Regions from separate parts of the Mus musculus genome. Here region 2 is linked to region 1. A link is a loop called in an ENCODE intact Hi-C map of the cell type or tissue named here. Cell type or tissue: gastrocnemius. All regions are shown on one strand. Links, peaks and the distances in the headings refer to the core of each region. The heading gives the core; the rest is flanking DNA. Region 1 has its middle 17 kb from the start of Map7d3. Region 2 overlaps Fhl1 (four and a half LIM domains 1).

Region 1 (10,397 bases), core at 695-8,694:
GGAGCACACTGAGCATGGTCTCCGAAATTCACGGAAACTGGAATCATTTTCACAGAGTTTGTGTTGTGTTACTTATAACAGGAAGGTTAGTTACACGGTTCTCTAGTGCAGTTTGCAATGCTCTTCTCTTTTCTTTTCTCTTCTCTTCTCTTCTCTTCTCTTCTCTTCTCTTCTCTTCTCTTCTCTTCTCTTCTCTTCTCTTCTCTTCTCTTCTCTTCTCTTCTCTTCTCTCCTCTCCTCTCCTCTCCTCTCCTCTCCTCTCCTCTCCTCTCCTCTCCTCTCCTCTCCTCTCCTCTCCTCTCTTCTCTTCTCTTTTCTTCTCGTTCCTTTCCTTTTTCCTTTCCTTTCCTTTTCCTTCCTTCCTTCCTTCCTTCCTTCCTTCCTTCCTTCCTTCCTTTATTTATTTATTTTATTTTTTAGACAAGATCTCTCTACATAGTCCCGGCTGTTCCTAGGACTCACCATGTAGGTCAGGCTGGCCTTGAACTCAGAGATCCACTTGACGCTGCCTCCCAAGTGTGGGGATTAAAGGCACACATCGCCAGCATTTTTTTTCACCATATTTTTCAAAGTCCATTAATGGATACTTTTGTGGTCAGTGGTCTGAGCTGGCGTTCCCGGGAGCACAAAAGGAAGGAAAACCAAAAGTATAGTTTTCCTGACAGCTCAGACACTAAGATTTGGCTTCTCCCTCATTTTACCAGAGAAGTAACTGAAGTGTAGTGATTTGCTCAACCTCTAACAGCTAGCAGACAGCAAGACCACTTATTTGAAATTAGCATTTTCTAAAAGCCACAGTACTTACAATATGCAATACAAATTATAGTTCAAGAAGGATCTATGAGTATAGAAATTGTCAAAAGGCTATCTTGAGGCTTAAAGGTGATTGTGGGTTTGTTGTTGCTGTTGTCGTTGTTGTTGTCTCGAGACAGGGTGATTGTGCTTTTAAAATGGTATGCACTGTAGCTAAACCAAATCAGTGTGACGACGGTTTAGCTACCGCACAGTTTTCTTTTTATTTGTATCAATGGCCATATATTCCAGCCGTATTTAGATGAAATGTTTGAATCTACATTGTGTTGCAATCTTCATTTTTTACTTAATCCAGTCCACATACTTACCACTTAGTGCCTTAATAGCATTTCATCTGCTCAAATAGGTTATCAGCTTTTAGATTACTGTTGATGAACTGCAGGAATGGTTTTGGTTTTGGTTTTGGTTTTGTTTTGTTTTGTTTTGTTTTGTTTTTCCTTCTTCTGGTGTTTCTATCATTAAAAACAGTGAGCCTATTGAATTTGCCTGGCAATTTTACCACTCCCCTACCCTCCGTTTTATTTGACATAATGTTTTTGGAATATGGTCTTGGGAAGAGGAGGGTGGGGGAGTGGAGGATGCATATGAAGAGCTTTCAAACCAAATCACCCTCCATCAGTTCATTGTATCTGTGTATCCGCAGGGATGGCGAGATGAGATAATTGCGGAGAGGGGGTGTTATCTTTAGGCATAGAAAGGAACTTGAGGGTTCTCGGCTCACACTTCTTTCTCCCCAACCCTCTACCCTCTCACACTGAGTGTTTTTCTGGCCTTTTTGTAACTTCCTCTTCTGCTGCAGAACAGGGTGGACAGTTTGTGCACCAAAGCCACATGAGGAGTGTGAGCAGCCATTGTGCTTTACTGAACCAAATGCTACAGATTCGCTTCCATCCTCAATTGCATAAACTGGTGGCTTAGGTCCCAAATGCCAGCTGGTACCTAAATGTACCCGGCCCTCCTGTAGCCTTTTTGGTTTGGTTCTTCTGAAAGAGAGTCTCACCATGTAACCCTGGTTGGCTTGGTACTGTGTACTCCGCACTCACTCAAAGTCATGGCAGTCCTCCTGCCTTAGTGCTAGGATTAATGATGTGTTCATGCCCATATACTGCACACTCCCTCCCCCCTTTTAAGAATATTCTGTCTGGATCCATGTACCCTTGAGTATAATCTTTGATCACTTACACGTCATTCATCATTCAGTAGTAAGTGGTGTGTCTGAGAGTTTAGCCCATGGCATCTTGCTCCTCATAACAAACCTTGGGCTAAATGCTTTTTGTCCCATTTTTATGGAGCAGGAAACTGAGGCTTAGAAAGGTATTCAATTTAGACCAGCTTAATTGGTAAAAGTGCCTGCCTTGCCAACCTTACAATGAGCTCATTGCCTGGAATATGCAGTAGAAGGACATAATAGAACGTGATTCTCTGACCTCCATGCTGAAGCCATGACATTCACCACCTGTGCTAGTGTGCATACACGTGCACATACATCCCTCCCCCGAACTTCACCCTCATGATATTACTAAATAAAAGAAAAATTAAGAGGGAGAAAGGAAAGAAAATTAAAATGCCCAGAGTCACATAGCTCAAATGTATCTTTTCTATGATATAAATTTAAATTGTCTACTCTAGAACCTTTGTTCTCTCTGTTTTGGTCTTGCTTTGTTTTTGAGCCATAGTATTCCTGTGCTGCTCAGTTTGGCTCCACACTCTTAGGCTCACGTGAACATCCTGCCTCTGCCTCTTGGGGGATGGGATGGCAGCCATTACTGTGGTTCCTAGCTCCGATTTGTTCTGTTCTCATGGGATGATGACTGACTATTCATCATACTATCTGCATAATGTTTGAAGTATCAAATAAGATAAAAAAAAGAAAACCGGGCTGGTGAGATGGCTCAGTGGGTAAGAGCACCCGACTGCTCTTCCGAAGGTCCGGAGTTCAAATCCCAGCAACCACATGGTGGCTTACAACCATCCGTAATGAGATCTGACTCCCTTTTCTGGAGTGTCTGAAGACAGCTACAGTGTACTTACATATAACCAATAAATAAATCTTTAAAAAAAAAAAAAGAAAGAAAACCACCAAGATGCCTTGTAAAGTGTAAACAAACCTTGCATAAAAATGTGTAGGCATTTTGTAAATGTAAAGTCCATTAAATAAAATAAAAATCAAATAATTAAATAATAAATAAAATAAATAATTAAATGATAAATATGAAAAGATAAATAAAATAAATAATAAATAATAAAATAAAAATAATAACTAAATAAAAATAAAACAATTAAACCCATCACTTGGATTTAATTTAGCTACAGTGATTAGGAATTCTTTTTTCAGAGTGGATCTTACTATGTCTGCTTGGCTGGCCTGGACCTGTTGTAAGCCACATGTGGCTAGCTTCCTGTGTCTGCGTCCCAAATGCTGGGATTAAAGGTCTGAGCCAAAACTTTAAAGACAAATATATATATATATATATATATATATGGTTTTTTGATATATGGTTTCTCTGTATAGCCCTGGCTGTCCTGGCTGTCCTGGAACTCACTCTGTACACAGGCTGGCCTTGAACTCAGAAATCTGCCTGCATCTGCCTCCCGAGTGCTGGGATTAAAGGTGTGCACCACCACTGCCCGGCAAAAACCAAAACTAGTTTATGAGTATGTGAGAGTGCTTGTATAGATGTGTACCATGTGTGTACCTGGTGTCTGTAGACGCCAGATGAGGGTGTTGAGTCCCCTATCCCTGGAGTCTTAGGCTTTTTTAAGGCACCAGATGGGGGCACTGGGAACCAAACCCTTCTCATTTTAAGATTAGCCAGTGTTGTTAACTACTGAGCCCTCTCTCCAGTCCCTAATTTAGCTATACTGATTCTATAGGCTTCAATTAGCCACATAACCTGGCCTAATAGCCATGTGGTGGGATGGGCTTAGTAGTTTCTGTTCTAAAATATATATTTTGAGGGGCATGTCCCTGGTGATTGCTAGAGGACCCTCTTTTCACTAGTGTCTTTGTTGGTGACTGATGGAATGGGATAGAGCTTGAAGAAGTCGCTAGCCTCTGTCCGCTCCTCTCCTAAGGGAGAGAGCCAGGGTTAGACAGACACATGGAACCTTAAAACTCATATCAGCTATATCAGGGTCCTTTCAGCCAACGCTTGCTAGTGTATGCTATGGTGTCATCGTTTGGAGGCTAATTATGGGATGGATCCCTGGATATGGCAGTCTAGGCCGGGGCCTAGCAAACACATAAGTAGATGCTCACAGTCAGCTATTGGATGGAGCACAGGGCCCTCAATGGAGGAGCTAGAGAAAGTACCCAAGGAGCTAAAGAGATCTGCAACCCTGTAGGTGCAACAACATTATGAACTAACCAGTATCCCAGAGCTCTTGACTCTAGCTGCATATGTATCAAAAGATGGCCTAGTCGGCCATAACTGCAAAGAGAGGCCCATTGGACACACAAACTTTATATGCCCCAGTACAGGGGAACGCCAGGGCCAAAAAGTGGGAGTGGGTGGGTAGGGGAGTGGGGGGGGGAGGGTATGGGGGTCTTTTGGGATAGCATTGGAAATGTAAATGAGGAAAATATGTAATAATAAAAAATATTAAAAAAAAACTCATATCAGATACTCTTCACACTGGGACAGACCTGGACACCCCTGCCCACTGTGCCTTTCTTATTTCTTTAAATCTATAATTTTGAAAATGAACATCCTGTCCATTATTGGGGAGAGGATCCATATGGAGTGTGTTGTATGAGACTTTATCAGGAAATCAAGGTATGAAATGTCACCAAACATCCTGGCATGGGACATACTTACCTGTGTGGACTGTCCCTTCCTGTGTAAGAACTGCCTACTTGTGAGTAGCCTCTTCATGTGTAACGATGTGTCTCCCTATCTAAGGATAAGAGACCGGCATTGAAGGGGAAGAGACTTGAGCCATTAACTACATCAGGCAAACCACTCCAGCTCTTCCATCTATGCGAATTCATGAAAGGATCATCCCCAGCTGTTAGTCTCAGTCTTGCCTGGCTTTATACTTGATGCCCCTCTCTGAAATCTGAAATTTATTTGTGACTACTTTTCATTGGAGCCAAACATGTTTGGCTGTTCAGAAAATAAAAGTAGACATTTAAAACCTGAAGGTGTGTTATAGAGGTCATCATGGAAATGGCAACCTAACCCAACCCAACCCAACCCAACCCAAACCAAACAAACAAACAAAAAACCCAACAACAACAAACAAAAACAAAAAGAAAACCAGGCCTTGCTCTTTGGTAAAACTGAGTGTTGCTGCCACCTAGTGGACAAGATGTATCATGCAAGCAAAGTCAACTCTGGTTAGGTCTACAGAAAAACACCAGCCATCAGCCCACTGTTGAGAAATTAGTTAACTCAGGAATTCCACTGGTATATTAGACATCACACTGTTACTTTATTTTCTTTACATTATTTTTGTTTATTTTTTGGAGACAGGGTTTCTTGAAACCTGTGTGTTTCTCTGTACAGCATTGGCTGTCCTGGAACTCACTCTGTAGACCAGGAGGCTTTGAACCCAGAGAACCAGCTGTCTCTGCCTCCAAAGTGCTGAGATTAAAGGAGTCCCCCACCACTACCCGGCTTTTTTTTCTTTTCGAGACAGGGTTTCTTTGTGTATCTCTGGCTGTCCTGGAACTCACTCTGTAGACCAGGCTGGCCTCGAACTCAGAAATTCACCTTCCGTGCCACCACTGCCCTGCCCTTCTTTAATTCTTTTTTAAAAAAAGATTTGTTCATTTACTTTGTGTGAATGTTTTGAGTGTGTGTGTGTGTGTGTGTGTGTGTGTGTGTGTGTGTGAAAGAGAGAGAGAGGGAGAGAGAGAGAGCATGCGTGCTCGTGCATGTCCAGTGCCAGCAGAGGTCGAAAGAGGAGATCTCATTTCCGAAAACTGGTGTTATAGGCAGTTGTGAGCTACCTGATGTTGGGAACCAGGCCTACAAGCCTAGGTCCTGTGCAAGAGCAGTAAGTGCTCTTAACTGTTGAGCCTTCCTTTCACTGTTTCTTCATTAGCTTAAAGCCAATAAATTTTCATTTGAGCATAATGGGTTGGGAGGAGACCTACTCTGGTCTGTAGCTAAGTAGTTAGTTTGTTTGATTTACAGATGCTATTCTCAGAGGCTGCCAGAGGAAGGTAGACTCCAAGCATCCACATATACGGTGTTCTTCCCATGTCCTAGCTAGATTCCCAGGACGTTAGAACATCCGAAAGGAGACCTTTTAGGGCCTTGGGCTAGAAGCTGAAGAGGAACACTGGTTTGACCGAGGTCACACATAGTTGATGTAGGAGAAGCTGGTTTGGTTGAATGGGAGTGGGTATTTGCCAAAGCACCTTGGAAAGACATGGAGCTCCTGGGTCTCAGAGAGGCATCAGCGCTGGGGACATGTTTAAAGGAATCCATTCTGGTTGGGAGGGATTCTGAAGAAACAGAAATGCGGGAAGCTTCAAGCATCAAGAGGCACTCTCTGCTAGGCTAGGGGATGGTGGGGATCACTGGCTGGGGCTTTCACAGAAGCTGAACTGCATCTTCAGTCCTTTCCTTCCCTAGGCTTCCCACCGTTTAGGTTGCAACAGTGTCTCACTAAACTATTCTTCCTGTCCCTGAACTCACGGTGTAGATCCAGCAGGCCTTAAATTTGATATTCTCCTATGTCAGCCTGCAGAGTTGCTGCGATTATGGGTGTGTGTCACCAGGCCCAGTTTAGAATGTCTTTTCTTTTAAAAACAACAGCCCTTCTTCTCCTTATCATGAGTACAGCAAACTCACATCCCCTGGTTGAAACAATCACTTATTTCCATGCTTTCACTATAGTCAACAACCTTAATATCGGCAGTAATGGTCGCTGATATTAACAAGGGTAACCACTGTACCTTGTGTTTTACCGTCCCATTTTACAGTCGAGTAAGCTGAGACTCCGAGAGCAGTTTACTTAAAATCACATAGTTTCTCCTGATGATTTCAGCTCTCAATCAGCCTTCTCCGGTACATTAATACTAGGAAACAGGAGGTGAGTGTGCATCCTAGCTCCTAAGGGGCATTGTCCTTCCGTGAAGCTTCCCTTCCGGGTGTACTTAGCACCCTTGGTAAATTAGCACACAGGTGGAGCATCATTCTAGCCTTTTCTCAGGAAATAATCAATTGGCCTGCAGGGGGAGAGATTACCCCAGGAAAACATTTTCTTGACTGCACAAACAATTGCTTGCTAGCTGTGGGTGGAAAAGGAAAACCGACTGTAGGAAGACATGTGACCGATGAGAAGAGTACTTGAGTATCTACTGCTGTTTGAGATTTTTAGAGCAGTTGCCTCTGTCCATTAACATGGGTAATTGAAGAATTAATTATAGTGAAGACATTCCAATCTTTCCCTTTCACAGGCAAAAATCTAATCAGGAATAAACAAGTGTTTACAGAATTATTTACAGAAAGGAATGCACCTGCTACTAATGTTTGTTGTTAAAGACTCCTTCTTTCTCCTTGAGTTAATGATTAGCTGGAGAGGATCAGTGAGTACCGTTTTACGCCCCCCCCACCCCACCCCCCCGTCCATCCATCACCTGTGTAGCACATATCTCTATATCCCTAACAGAATATGCACCACAATAATTTCTCTCCAGCTCCACCCCTTCTTTGACATTTGTTGGTAGCTCAGGCAAGAGTATAGGTTAACATGACTTTAATATTTTATAGTGTTTCTCGGTGGTCTAAGCAGAGACTAATAAATATGGGACATTTAAAATATGTGAACAGGAAATGGGAAGAAAGAGGAAGTGAGTTTAGAACCAAAGGAAGCTTTGTGTTCGGTGAGCGCCATCAAGAGAAAAGAGAGATTGAACAGAGTTTGGAGTGATGGTTCAGTAGTTAACAGCATTTACTGTTCTTCCAGGGGACCTGGGTTAGATTTCCAACACCCTCATGGCAGTTAACGAACTGTCTGTAGTTCCAGTTTCAAGGGATATGCTGTGCTCTTCTGATCTCTGTGGGCACATGTGGGGTACATATACATACATGCAGGCCAAACAGTTATATAGATAAAAAGAACCTTAAAAATACCTTAAAGAGTAATGGACCAGTGTCATGTTTAGACTCGGAACACCAAGGTGAGTACTAACGAGCAGAAGTTTCACTTCTTTTCTAAATTCAGCCTGAGATGAAGACAAAAGACAATGAGTTCCTTTCCAGGAGCCAGAGTAGGCCTCAAGTGTCATGCGATTCTCCTGTGCTGTATATAGTCTGTTGTTTGGTGTGTTCGAGGCAATTTCGTAAAGCAAAAGGAACTTTGCAATCACATCCTAGGCTTCAAGAATCCGATGTGTGTGTGTGTGTGTGTGTGTGTGTGTGTGTGTGTGTGTTTAAAGTGAAAAGGAAGTAAATGTCAGAGACTTCGTTACTGAGCACCAAGGGAAGGTTGTAATGATAGTAAGAGTTCTCATTTCATTTTGTACGGATTAGATGCCATGTATGTCATAATGAAGTGCACGTGGACAGCTCTTCAGTGACTTGCTTGTTTTTTTTTTTTTATTTTTGAGACAGGGTTTCTCTGTGTAGCCCTGGCTGTCCTGGAACTCACTTTGTAGACCAGACTGGCCTCGAACTCAGAAATCTGCCTGCCTCTCCCTCCCAAGTGCTGGGATTAAAGGTGTGTGCCACTACTGCCTGGTTTAAATATATACATCTTAAAAAGTCAATCTATCTACCTATGGTATACATTTTACTATGAAACATTCTAATTAAGAAGCTGTGTGTATGTTGTGTGCACTGAAGTTTTTTTTTATTGCTATTGTTTTTAGAATTAGGCAGTTCCTTCTCCCAGAGGTCAGTGGTCACTTCTATGATATGGTATGTGAGCAGTTCCCCCCAAGTAGCTCCTTCCCCCCCTTGCTCCACAGTGCTATATTTTCCAAGCTTGTGGTTGCTACTTTAAATTTGAAATAGGTAGCCTCTGTTGAAATTATGCACTAGGGGAAGAAGCAGATGGAAATGATGTGGATCCTGGGTAGGAGCACTTATCGTATACCAAGTAGAGTGCTAACAAACAGGCAGATGGAAAGGTTCTCAACACTGTTAGTCATCAGAGAAATGCTGATTAAAGGCACACTAAGATGCCCTTGTGTACCTATTTGGATGGCTTAAATAAAAACAAAATGGATAGTATCCAAAGCTGACCAGGATGCAGAGTACGTGAACCTCTTAGATATCGCTAGTGAGATGGAAAATCTTCAAAGGAAGTAGGGTGGAATGGGTAACAATTTGGTCCGTGAAGAGAAGACTTAAGTTCATGATCTTAACGTGAAATTTGATCAAAAAGGAGACTTCATTTGCCACGATTGTTATTTAAATGAAATATTCCTGAAAAAAAAAAGTATTCAGTGTCCATATACCGTCCCGCCTTTTTAAATTAGCAGGTTTCTATAAAGCTTCCCAGGAAAAGCCGCTCTTGCAGAACCACTGATAAAGGGAGGCGTGTGATCACAGGATTTACTGTACCTTCCACAATCAATCAATATTGATTACTTCCCCTCATTAATGGTCTCTGCATTCATCAAGAATAGGGTACCTCCCTAGCTCTGTCCTTTCCCCAACAACTATAAATTACCATCAAGGTCCCCCTTATCTTCACCTGACTCCAACCACTCGCCTGGCTTAAGAGCTCCAGGCAGCTTACTGTACAGATGGTGCCATGACTATGTTTACCTGAGTATCTGTCAGGCTGGTTGATACAGGAAAATAAATCTATGCTGTCTACTTTTTGCTTCAGAAGGGGATGTGTCTGAAGTTAATTGAAATAGAGATCATCGAACAGTCTGAACAAACATACATGTATTGTACAAGGCAACTAAACTAAGCTGAAAAATAATCAAAAGAGTTGGCTAGTATATGTAACCAGGACTCTGTGTTGTTATTGCTTATCTGAATTGTTCATTGGGAAACCTTTTTTTTTTTTTTAAACTGGAAAATCCCAGTGCGTGTATAATCAATGCCATTGCCATCTGGTTGATTTCATTCTGGGGCATTTGGCCAAATACTATCAACCAGAAGTATTTGCAACTGTGATCATTTCTAATTGTTCTAACCGAATTGATCGAACACTTCATCTATAGAAATCAAACAGCTTTGGTATATCATTTTAATAGGGAAGAATTGAGAAGACATTTCTGTAAATGACTCAAATCCTTATTCATAAATAAAACACAAATCTTTCTGAAGGCAGAAAAAGTATCCTGTGTCAGTTATCACATGTGTGATAGAATCATCCAACACTGAAAATTATCTTTCTCTTTTTCCTGCAGTTCATCTTGGGTGGGACTTTAGATCTTTATCCTTCTCCACCTATACTACTCCATGTCTCTCAGCATCTTCCAGCATCTCTCCTCTCTCCTCTGCCTCTCTTGTATTTCTACCTATCTATTCACCCTCCCAAGGAACTCAGTGTTGGGTATTAAAGACTGAGGAAAGAAGGTCTGTATTTCTTGAACTTTCCGTACAGTGGTTGGGGCCGGATGTGTCATGTTCTAGTGGCCACCATTACCTCTCTAAGCCCTGTGGAAG
Region 2 (10,397 bases), core at 760-8,759, 84 kb before region 1:
TGGGTAGTCAGGGTTTCTAGACAGGATCTCTTTGTATAGTCCTGGCTGTCCTGAAACTAGCTCTGCAGATCGCATCAGCCTCAAACTCATAGAGATCTGCCTGCCTCTGCCTCCCGAGTGCTGGGATTAAAGGCATGGATAAATACATAAATATAGAAAATTGTATGTAATTATTTTTTAGAGTATAAGAGCATGTTATCAGATATACTATATACCTAATCTTCTTTAAATAACAAAACTTGGGCTGTGGTACATTTATATGACTGAAACATACTTTAAAAGTTGCTTTGCTTATTATATTAATGCTTACTGAATAACTGGTTATGTTGCAGGTCTTATGTTGAAATTATTGAAATAAGGCATCTCTTAAATGGATCATTTATTCTTTTGTTTGTTTGTTTGTTTATTTTATGTGAGTACACTGTTGCTCTCTTCAGACACACCAGAAGAGGGCATCAGATCCCATTACAGATGGTCATGAGCCACCATGTGGTTGCTGGGAATTGGACTCAGGACCTTGGGAAGAACAGTCAGTGCTCTTAACCACTGAGCCATCTCTCTAGCCCGAATCATTTATTCTTAATAAATTATTTTCAGTTTTTCTAGAGGGAGCCAGCAGACATTTCAGCTGTATTTATTATTGCACTTTATGGCATCATTGAAAGTATGTTTTGAATGGCACATATGCCACTGTTTCAGACTCCCATATTAACACAAGTAGGGAAATAGATAACAGGAGGGTGAACGAGAAGTTTGAGCCTGCTGGTTACCATCACAAATACTTCTAATTAAGGGGATACTTGGGTTCATGCCTTTTTGATTTCTTAGGTGGAAGAGAATCTCCTGAAGAACATGATTAAGGGATGGTTGCCATGACAATCATATCCAAAGCATCTGAGACAGTGAATCCATGGAGATCATCCATTTTGATTGATTCAACTGGTCATTTAAGTTCATTTCAACAGACATCATCTCTGCATTTTATTTTATTTTTTTCCACGTAATTCACAAAATTGATTAGCAACTTGAGGATCCTTGAAGCTTGACTGAAAGTAATGATAGAGTCATCAGTGTCTATGACCACAATACTTTTGTTAAACCCCATTGTCTTAAACATCATTAAAATGATGTGTCAGGCTCATTAATGACATTTCTAATTTGAGTTACTAGTTTATCAGAATAGGATAAGATTAGCATGATTTATTTGAAAGCATATACCCTAAAATATTCCAGTCTGCTTTAGATTACTTTGGTATTATCACATTTACCCAGTGTTTGGCTGTCCTCCTGGGTTTTTAAAAAAATGTTTTTGCACAATATTGTTGGCACGATATTATACATTATGTCTGATCAAAGCCACAGTTATATTCTACATATGGGAAATGGCACACAGGCAATACAACCCAAAATGATGCTAAGTGGAACACACTAGCACAGGAAAAAAAAGTGAAATGAAGATGCAGATGCAGTTCAAGTCCCACTGTAAAGTTTCTCCTGGTCACTGATGAGGAAACTCTGAATTATGGAAGGGAAAATAGCTCCTTCGGGCTCAGTTGGACCCCAGTGTGTGAGCTTTGAGTTCTCAGCTTGAACCTTTCTCTCTTCTGCCCTCTGGAGGGTGTCAGAGAACATTAGATACGATGCAAGGACTTCTGAAATGAGTAGCCAGGATCCTGGTCTGCTAATAGAAGTCTTCAGCATCTTCGAACTGGTAGCCTCTTCCTACCCAGCAAGAAGGGTATAGGTGGTGAGCAGGCAGAGAAGGCGTTTGTAAAGCCAAGATCTTAGGAGGGAAGCTACCTGACTTTTCAAGTAGAGAACCAAATTCCTTCTGAGTAGAACCCAGTATAAATTGCATCTGTCTCCAGGAATAATCACTTCTAGAAGGGGAAGATGTACTAGTATTTGGAAGCTAGAGTGTGAGGAGATGAAGTTTGAAATTAAAATTGGTTGAGTCTGATGAATATATTTGGTATCAACTATCTGCGGGAGTGTTTATAGTTATCCACATTGATAGCATTTTAACTGCTTGTCTGCTGTAAGAAGTGGTTGTGTAGCTAATATTCTGCGAGTAACAGCTATGTATGCCCTGTACATTTGATTCTTTGCCTTTGTGGGTTGGTTACTATTAGGAAGTTCAGGAGGGAGAGGTTGGGCAGCTAATGTAAGGTGGAGCCAGTGTTTCGCCCCACCCTGTGTGAGTCTGGCAGCCTGTGTGTAAACCAGCTGTAACACGCTGTGTTCTTTCACAGCTGCATGAAAGGGTGTGGCACCTTCTGTGAGCAGCAAGTTCCATATGAGCAGCTGTGAGTGGGAGAGCGAGACTTTTGTATCTGTATGCCATGCAACCTACCTAGAAATAGGAAAGAAGGGCTTTGTGTTGGCCACGAGCCATTTAAAGTCCTCTAGCACGAACAAAAATGTGACATGAAATCAATAACAATGATGTTGTAGTATTAGATAATATTTCCTCCTGTGTTGGTGGGAAGGGGAGCAAAAGATAGTTCTTTGAGGATGCTTCTAAACAATTCTTTTTTCCGCTGACACAGTTTGATGTGGCCAAAACCAAAAAAGTCCTCTTCAAAAAGAAGACTCAAAAGTTATTTATTTTTTAATTTCTGAAATACTTTGATCTCTTACTTTTTTATATTTACATCTTTTCTTTATTTTTTTTTACATCCCAACCTCAGCTACCCCTCTCTCCTCTCCTCCCATTCCCTCTCCCCACCTCCCCTCTGCCTTCCTTATCCATTCTTCCTCCATTTCTCTTCAGAAAATGGCAGGCCTCCCATGGCTATCAACCAGACATGGTATATTTAGTTGCAATAGGACTCGGCACTTTCTTTCCTATTAATGCTGGACAAGGCAACCGAGTAGGCAGAACGGATCCCTCAAGGATGCAGAAGAGGCAGAGCCAGCCCCTGCTCCCACTGTTGAGAGTCCCACAAGAACACCAAGCTACACAACCATAACATCAATGCAGAGGACCTAGGTCAGACCCATGCAGGCTCCCTGATTATTTCAGTCTCTGTGAGCCCCATATGAACCCAGGTTGAAGAACCCTGTCCTTTTTAGCCAACAGTTTGCCCATTTGGACTTCAGAATAGTTGTCTTTATCTCAGAAAGTCATTGTTAAGGTTTCCTAAACAGATGAATCTGTTAGTGTGTAAAATGAACTACACCAGCTCCCGTCTAGCACACACACACACTTCAATCTGTAGTCAGTGCCTGTTTGATAACCAGCCTGGAAGCGGTTGTGGAGGTACAGGAGGGATTCCAAGCCTCGTTGTAAGCTTGGTTTATGTTTGTCCTATTCCCATTGAAACTCCCTGACAGCCTGTTCCGGGTGTGGGAACAAAACAGTTGGCAGCCGATTGTGGTGACACATACCTGTGATGCCAACAGTGGGGGAGGTGGAGGCAGGGATCCTCAGTTTGAAGCTGGCATGGATCACATGGTGAGATCCTTTCTCAAGTAAACGAAACCCAAACAGGGACCTCTTTGGGGAGCTGTCATTTTACCAGGTTCCCTTTACAAGTGATAAAAGGTAGAAATGGGGATGTGTATGGGCTCATGGGGCAGTTGCCTGTGTGTTCGGAGGACACTGTTGTGCATTTGTGTCATGGATAGCAGCAGCCATGGGACACCTGTTTCCTAGTACCACAGCTCCATCCATGCAGGGAAGAGCCTGCAAACTAACCTGCATCCTAATCCTGTTGTGGGTGGGAGATAACCTCATTTCCATGGCAACAGCTAACTATTACTCTGGTGACTTGTGGTCTACACTCTGGATGGATCAGAGCCCCCCTGTGGCAGAATATTCTAAAGATGCTAAAAGAGAAAGGGAGAAAGGTTCAACTAATAAATCTATTCTAAATGACTGAATCATTTGTTTTGATTACCAGAGTGATTGCCAAATGTTAATTTAAAACTGAAATAGGCCATGAGCTCACTTCCCTAACAATGCTGAGAGTTTGAGCTAATACAGCTTGATAATGAGGGAGCCAGATCCACTGCCAGGGCTAATGTTATATGATAAACAGACATTTGGAGAAGTATGCAGAACATCTTGGCTGGTCTCCGTTAGCTCTTCGGGTTGTAAATACAAAGGAGAATGTGTTGCTATGAGTCTTTTCAAAGGAAAATAATTTTTTTAATTGATGACTTTACTTCTAAAAGGTAATTTTGCTATTTTTTTTCTTCAATTTAGGCAACTGGTAGCTGTTCTTAGCTGTGCCCAGTCCTTCTGGAACACATCCTGTGTGAGGTGAGAGTTATTCATTGCTATGGATTCTTATGCTGATCTCTGATTTTCCAATTTTGAGCATTGTACAATGCGTTTTATTTCTTTGAGAAGTTGAAGAAGATTTATCTTAATGGGCCCGACCAGTATCACTGCTTACCCTGACTGTCAGCTCTCTGGGGAGTGCCTTTTCTAGCAAAAAGCTCATTTGCTTTGAACTTGGTAGCATAAAAGTAAAAAGTGGCAGGTGCTGTCGTGGGGAGCAGAGAAGCTGCGTGGGATGACCACTGCTCTGAGTAGAAGGGGACTCCTCATGGTGACTGGACATCAAGTCCGAAGACACTTCCTGTCCTGGGTGAAAGGTGTCAGGCCACTGTCAAACCTGGTGGTAGGAACACCAGAGTGTTTCTTCTGGGTCACAATAGCCTGAGCCAATGTGTTTTTGTTTTTTTTTAATTTGCCTTCAAGTTTAGAAGAAGCCATGCTATAATGGTGCATGTAACCACACTGCCTGGACATTCATCTGCTGTACTCATTGGCTAGACATCCTCTGCTTCCTTCAACTGGGGGGCTGCTTTATGCCCTGTGATAATCCAGGCTTCCTTATTTCCCCTCGAGAGACAGGACATCCATCTGTAAAAATAACTAGAGACATGTAAGAGAGGTCTACTTTAGGTACAATGTAGAAATGACTGCTTCCTTTTGTCCCCCGGTTTCTGTATTTATTCAAGGGACATGATACTTGGGAGCACTGTACTTGTCAAGGTTGCCAGTTTCATACACAAGGAGGTGCCATTGCTGTGGGCACCTTCTCTACTTAGGTAAACCTGCTCAATTCTTTTGAATCAATCATTACAGAAACACACAGGGCTACACTGCTGAGTCTTATGTTTTTCCTTTAATCCACTGAGCCCCATTGTGTACCAAGGCAGGAGTGTTATGACAAAAGTCAGGTACTTTGGATCTGATGTAGGGAAGCCCTAGATAATTTTCTCTTCATCAGGTAAGGAGACTGAACATTGCTCTGTAAAATGTTACCCACTTACGCTCTGATTCTTGAGCCTACAACTTTTGCTTCCTCTGTAATAAGCGGGTATGAACAAGTAGGTGATACTGTTGGAGCAACAGCTGTGCCTAGGACCAAAAGCCCCCAAAAGAGAAAAAAATGGAAGTTCTGTATTTCACACCCTATTTTTAAAGTTATTTAGGGTCAAATTAAACCATTCAGGAAAATGGAGTTTGCAATTTCCTCAGGAGGATGGTAGAAATTTTAAAACGATGTGATACAGCATTCATCTTCCACAAAGTTTATAATTGTAGGAATTGATATTATTCTATTTGGCTTGCCTCCAGTTTATAAAATTATTTGGAACACAGTTGAGCACAAAATAAAAAACAAAAGACTTATTTTATGTGTCTTATTTTGTCTGCATATGTGTCTGTACAGTCCCTGAGGAAACCAGAAGGGGGCACTAGATTCCCTGTAACTGGACTTACAATCTCTTGTGAGCTGCCGCGTGGGTGCTGATCAAACCTGGCTCCTTTAGAAAAGCAGCTAGCACCCTTAACCACTAAGCCATCTTTCCAGCCCTCACAACATAATTGTTAGCAGACACATGAGCTGGGTAAAATAGGACTACTCTGATTTGTACTGTAGAAATGATAATATTGTTAATGGATTGAATACATTTTCATATTTAGGAAATATTTGTGTAACTGCCATATGGTTATTTTCATTATTGATTTGGCAGGTTGTTTTTTTAAATATTCACCAAATAAAGTTCTGAAAGATAGTAGTCATAATGATTTGATGTGTGCCATGGATATTGATGTGATCTCTCTCTCTTGGAATCCAAGTAGTCAGCATACGAGTCCGCACAGATGGATTACGCAGACTTAAAAGAGTTTAGAACTCTTGAATCTAGAGCCATGGGCTCAAACTGGTAAGCTGGATCTGGCACACAGAGGTGTTCTTTTAAAATGCTAGTGAGTTGCCAGCCTTGAAAAATCGAGAGATTTCACACTCTTAAACATCCACATTTCCCATGTCTTGAAATACAGAAGATTTGGCACCACAAACCCTGTGTTCCCATTCGGCTATAATAGGCTGCAGCCAACTTGCTGCTGTTCTTTTGCAGAGAGCACAGGCTGCGAGAGCCTTGCCACAGCCTCCAACCTTCCCTGCGGTCTTCTTGACACAAAGGGTGGGGGCCTGTTGCCATTACTAGAACACTGTGCTCACGTAGGCACTTGGCTTTTCAGTGTCAATTGAAGATAAGATTGGGTGTGAAGTTCAGATTACCCTGTCTGGCGGATCACTTGGTTTATTTTTCTGGGCTGAGCCATGTTCATTTTAAGGGCGTGCTTAAGATTCATCTTAAGTTGGCAGGTGAACCCTAATAGGGGAGGGATACTTACTGATGCTACCTGAGTAAGAAGAGGAATATCTGAGCAGTATCTTCTTACAAAGGCTTGCTTGGGGTCAGTCTTTCTCAGATATACCTCACTTCCTTTCACTACCCTGTAACAGGGTAGCTTAAAAATGCAACTAGTTTTAATACAGCATACCACATGTGGAGGATAAAGAAAAGTTGTTGAGATAAAGAAAGCTTGCTTGAGATTTTATTCTGATATATTTTCTAGTAAAATATTATTCATGTTAAGCCCAAGAATTATGAATTATGGACAAGAACTTTATATTTAATTATCAGAGTACACATTTATGCTGCTCTTAGGATCCATTGAACATAAGACTGCAGAAAATCGGCTAATTATCAAATCCCTAAGTGAGCAATAATCATGTAAGTTGTAATAAGCTGAAAGAGTCAGAAAAGAAGAAGATGGTCTTCTTTTCTCTAACTCTACCGTGAAAAAGGTAATTATAACCAAAAGGAAACTGTGCCCAGAAAATTTGCCACATGGATAAAAGGTAATTTTGGCATTGTATACTGAAATTATTCAAGTTGTTGAGTTTCGATGGTTGCTTAGTAATGCAAAAGAATATAGCTAGCAAAAACGTATCATAGTGTAGGCTGCAAAATTTTATGTATATGTGTATGTGTATGTGTATGTGTATGTGTATATGTATATGTATATGTATAGTGGTTATAACCATGCAAGGTGATATGGATGTATGTACAAGAACCAGAGGGCACATGGATGAGTAAGTACTACTTTATTTGAGATTTCATGATGCTTATTCATTTTAACATAAGCTCGTACTCTAAGGCTGAGAATCTGTTGCTTTTAACTACTTTACACATCACGAAATATTCCTGTTTATCACAAGGTAAGTAAATAACCATGAACTATAATACCATTTGGTCTTGGCCTATACTTAAATGTGGCATTCCAACGGTATAGGTCTTTCTTGTGTATTTTGTACCCACTCAGATTCCTGTTTGTCATTCTTCTCCTGTGTTCTTGGTGACCCCCATGACAAAGGACATGTATTTTGTTTTGGGGCTTCTTGTAGATGTGGGCTGATGCTTCATGTGTAAAGGTCCAGTGTACCCTGGGGAAGGGTCTTAATTATGTTCTCACAGGAGGGCAGTATCAGCCCATCATCTCTAGGCCTTTGCAGAAGCCTACAAAAATTACTTTCAGAGTAATGGTCTTTTCTCAGTGCCCCTTCCCTTCATCTCTCTTTCAGATGTACTTGTGTCTCTTCTAATTAGGTCAGGTACTTCATGTCTGTTTTTCTTTCTTGACATGGTTTTCCTCTGGCTTTGGCAGCACATATTTTCCCCATATGTCATTGCCTCTAGAGCTTCATGCTGCAGTCATTTTTCAAGGGGAATGGAGAGCACATTGCTGGAGGGGGGGTAAGTCTTGCCTCCCTTGCTTGCCCTTTACTTGAATGAGCAACTCATATTTCTTTTGGGTCTAGTTCTGTTTGGTTTTGGAGTCTTCACAGTCCGTTATGTTTGGACTAAAAGATACTTAAGTAAAAATAATGGTAAGTCACAGATATGTCTGGCAGAGGTGCAGCACATTTGTTAAGGTTACTGGTTTATTTATCTCCCCTATCTCTATGGCAACTCAATCTGAGTCTGGGATTTAATGGACTTAACTTTGACCTTCTGTAACATCTCTTAACTTTTCCCAGCCCTCTACTGAAAAGGAATTCATTTTCACTTGAGGAAAGAAATACACGTCACTTACAGAAAGAGTCCTATTTGGGCTCTCAAAGGTGGTCTCTGTAAAGGCTTTGGGTTTTTTCAGCTTAAAATTGTATTGAAAAAAAAGAGTTTCATGTGAATAAGTATCCACAGTGTGTGTGTGTGTGTGTGTGTGTGTGTGTGTGTGTGTGTGTGTGCCATGAGTTTTTTTGGTGCCCTCAAAAACCAATCAGATCTGCCCCAAGAACTAGAGTTACAGACTTCAGGTTGCTATGTGGATGCTGGGAACTGAACTCAGGTCCTCAAGATCAGCCAGTGCTTTGAACAGCGGAGTCATCTCTTACGCTTCCCAGAACCTTTAAGTTTTTATAGTCTTCAGTCTTCAGAGTATACATCACACTTAACAACACACATATGTATAACAACACACATACGTATGTGGCATTACTGGTGTACAAAGAACAGTGTTCCTTTTGGTGAGCTAAAGTACTGTTTTGTCATTGTGAGTCTTTGTGAACATATAAGAGAGTTTATTGTAAGGATATTAAATCAAAGAGAACATTAATTACACTTTTTTTTTTTTTGGTTTTTCGAGACAGGGTTTCTCTGTATAGCCCTGGCTGTCCTGGAACTCACTTTGTAGACCAGGCTGGCCTCGAACTCAGAGATCCACCTGCCTCTGCCTCCCGAGTGCTGGGATTAAAGGCGTGCACCACCACGCCCGGCTTTAATTACACATTTTTAATATTTATTTTAAAAATGATCTCTTATCCATCATAGAATTAGAAATTTACATGCCCACAAATGATCAGACTATGTCTCAGAGTTTAAATTGTTAAACAGCACCATAGTAGTGCATAAGAAAGATTTAGTTTGACCAGTATTTCCGTAGAAGTCAGCTTTGGATCCCGACATTCAAATCCAGCATTTCATCAGTACCTGACTCATGTGCATAAAGACAGAGTATCTGTCTGAGGAAGTTAGAGCCAAGCCATGTTGGACCTAAGTTGGTTTAAATGTTCACATAACACTTTTTCAGTCTCTTCTGTATGGTTGCAAGACATTTACAGAGACATTCCAGTTTCAGGAAATGCAATAATTTTTTCCAAATCCTCTTTACATTATTATTACGTCAGTTCAGTATAGGACATTCAAGATTTTTTTTCTCATGACACTGTTTTAACCTGCTTCCTACCAACGTAGACCATAACCTTGTCAGTACATCTCAATAGCTGTAAGCAAAGTTTCTGTCTTATTGATTACCTATGTTGGCAGACTATCTCTGATGTAGGTTAGATGTTTCAAGGCATGCATCATGGAAATGCAATAATTTATCCATGAAGTCATAGTGTATTACTGTAAATCTAGTGTATAGTGTATTAGTCTACTTATGAAAAGTGTATTTGTAAGTCGTGTCGCCTTCTCTAAGAACAAACTCATGGTTGAATTTCCCTTAATATTAATAAGACTTGTAACAAAGGATGTGGCAAGGGAGGTCACCTGTGTCCTTTTGACCTTACTCTGCAAGCATCCAGTACAACTGAAGTCCAATACGAATTGGTAAAATAAGAAACCTTTTGTGAGATATCATCAAGTCTCCATAGACATGGAGGTTGTTTTATGATCTTGTCTCTCATCACCTTTTCTATTAATAGGTCCAAGACTTGAGAAGCAGTAACAGATGCTCACTTGTGAGTGATCCACACTTGTGCGGCGAATGCTGCGTACACTTTAGTTTCTAGAATGGAAACCTTGACTCACATATCTAAGAAAATGTATTAGGTCAAGTTCATAAGTACATCATATAAATTTTGTTCTGACCACCATGAGAAGAATGACTGAGGTCACAGCTTTTAGGCAGATCACAGATTAAGGCTGGAAGCCCCCAGCAACACTAAGAATGAACAGTATAGCTGCCGTCATCATTATCATTATTAGCCTATCTACTTTTGTCACATGTTGAAAGCCCAATGTGGTGCACTGATAATTGTTCCAAGTGCTCTGCTTAAGACAGAACTAAGAATGAAGCCAAT

What was found. Peaks named below come from ENCODE experiments on the same cell type or tissue, not always from the same donor. Only the 100,000 strongest peaks of a DNase experiment are listed, where the experiment ranks them.
Region 2: it touches region 1 in a loop (4-fold over the local background); 9 of 42 quality-filtered maps call a loop at or near these places.

What each region holds. Positions count from the first base shown.
Region 1 is chrX:56,834,447-56,844,843 of GRCm38, forward strand. No RefSeq gene overlaps it. Among named protein-coding and RNA genes, the nearest start is that of Map7d3, 17 kb to the left of the region's middle. In gastrocnemius, for the core only: a CTCF peak has its summit at 5,121 (motif pointing left); DNase peaks (open chromatin) are centred at 5,122 and 6,989.
Region 2 is chrX:56,750,125-56,760,521 of GRCm38, forward strand. Fhl1 (four and a half LIM domains 1) reads left to right here. Exons shown (of 7, transcript NM_010211.3): 2 at 4,211-4,267. Among named protein-coding and RNA genes, the nearest start is that of Gm23258, 5.3 kb to the left of the region's middle. In gastrocnemius, for the core only: CTCF peaks have their summits at 1,622 (motif pointing left) and 5,702 (motif pointing right); a DNase peak (open chromatin) is centred at 5,753; H3K4me3 peaks cover 773 bases; H3K27ac peaks cover 1,048 bases.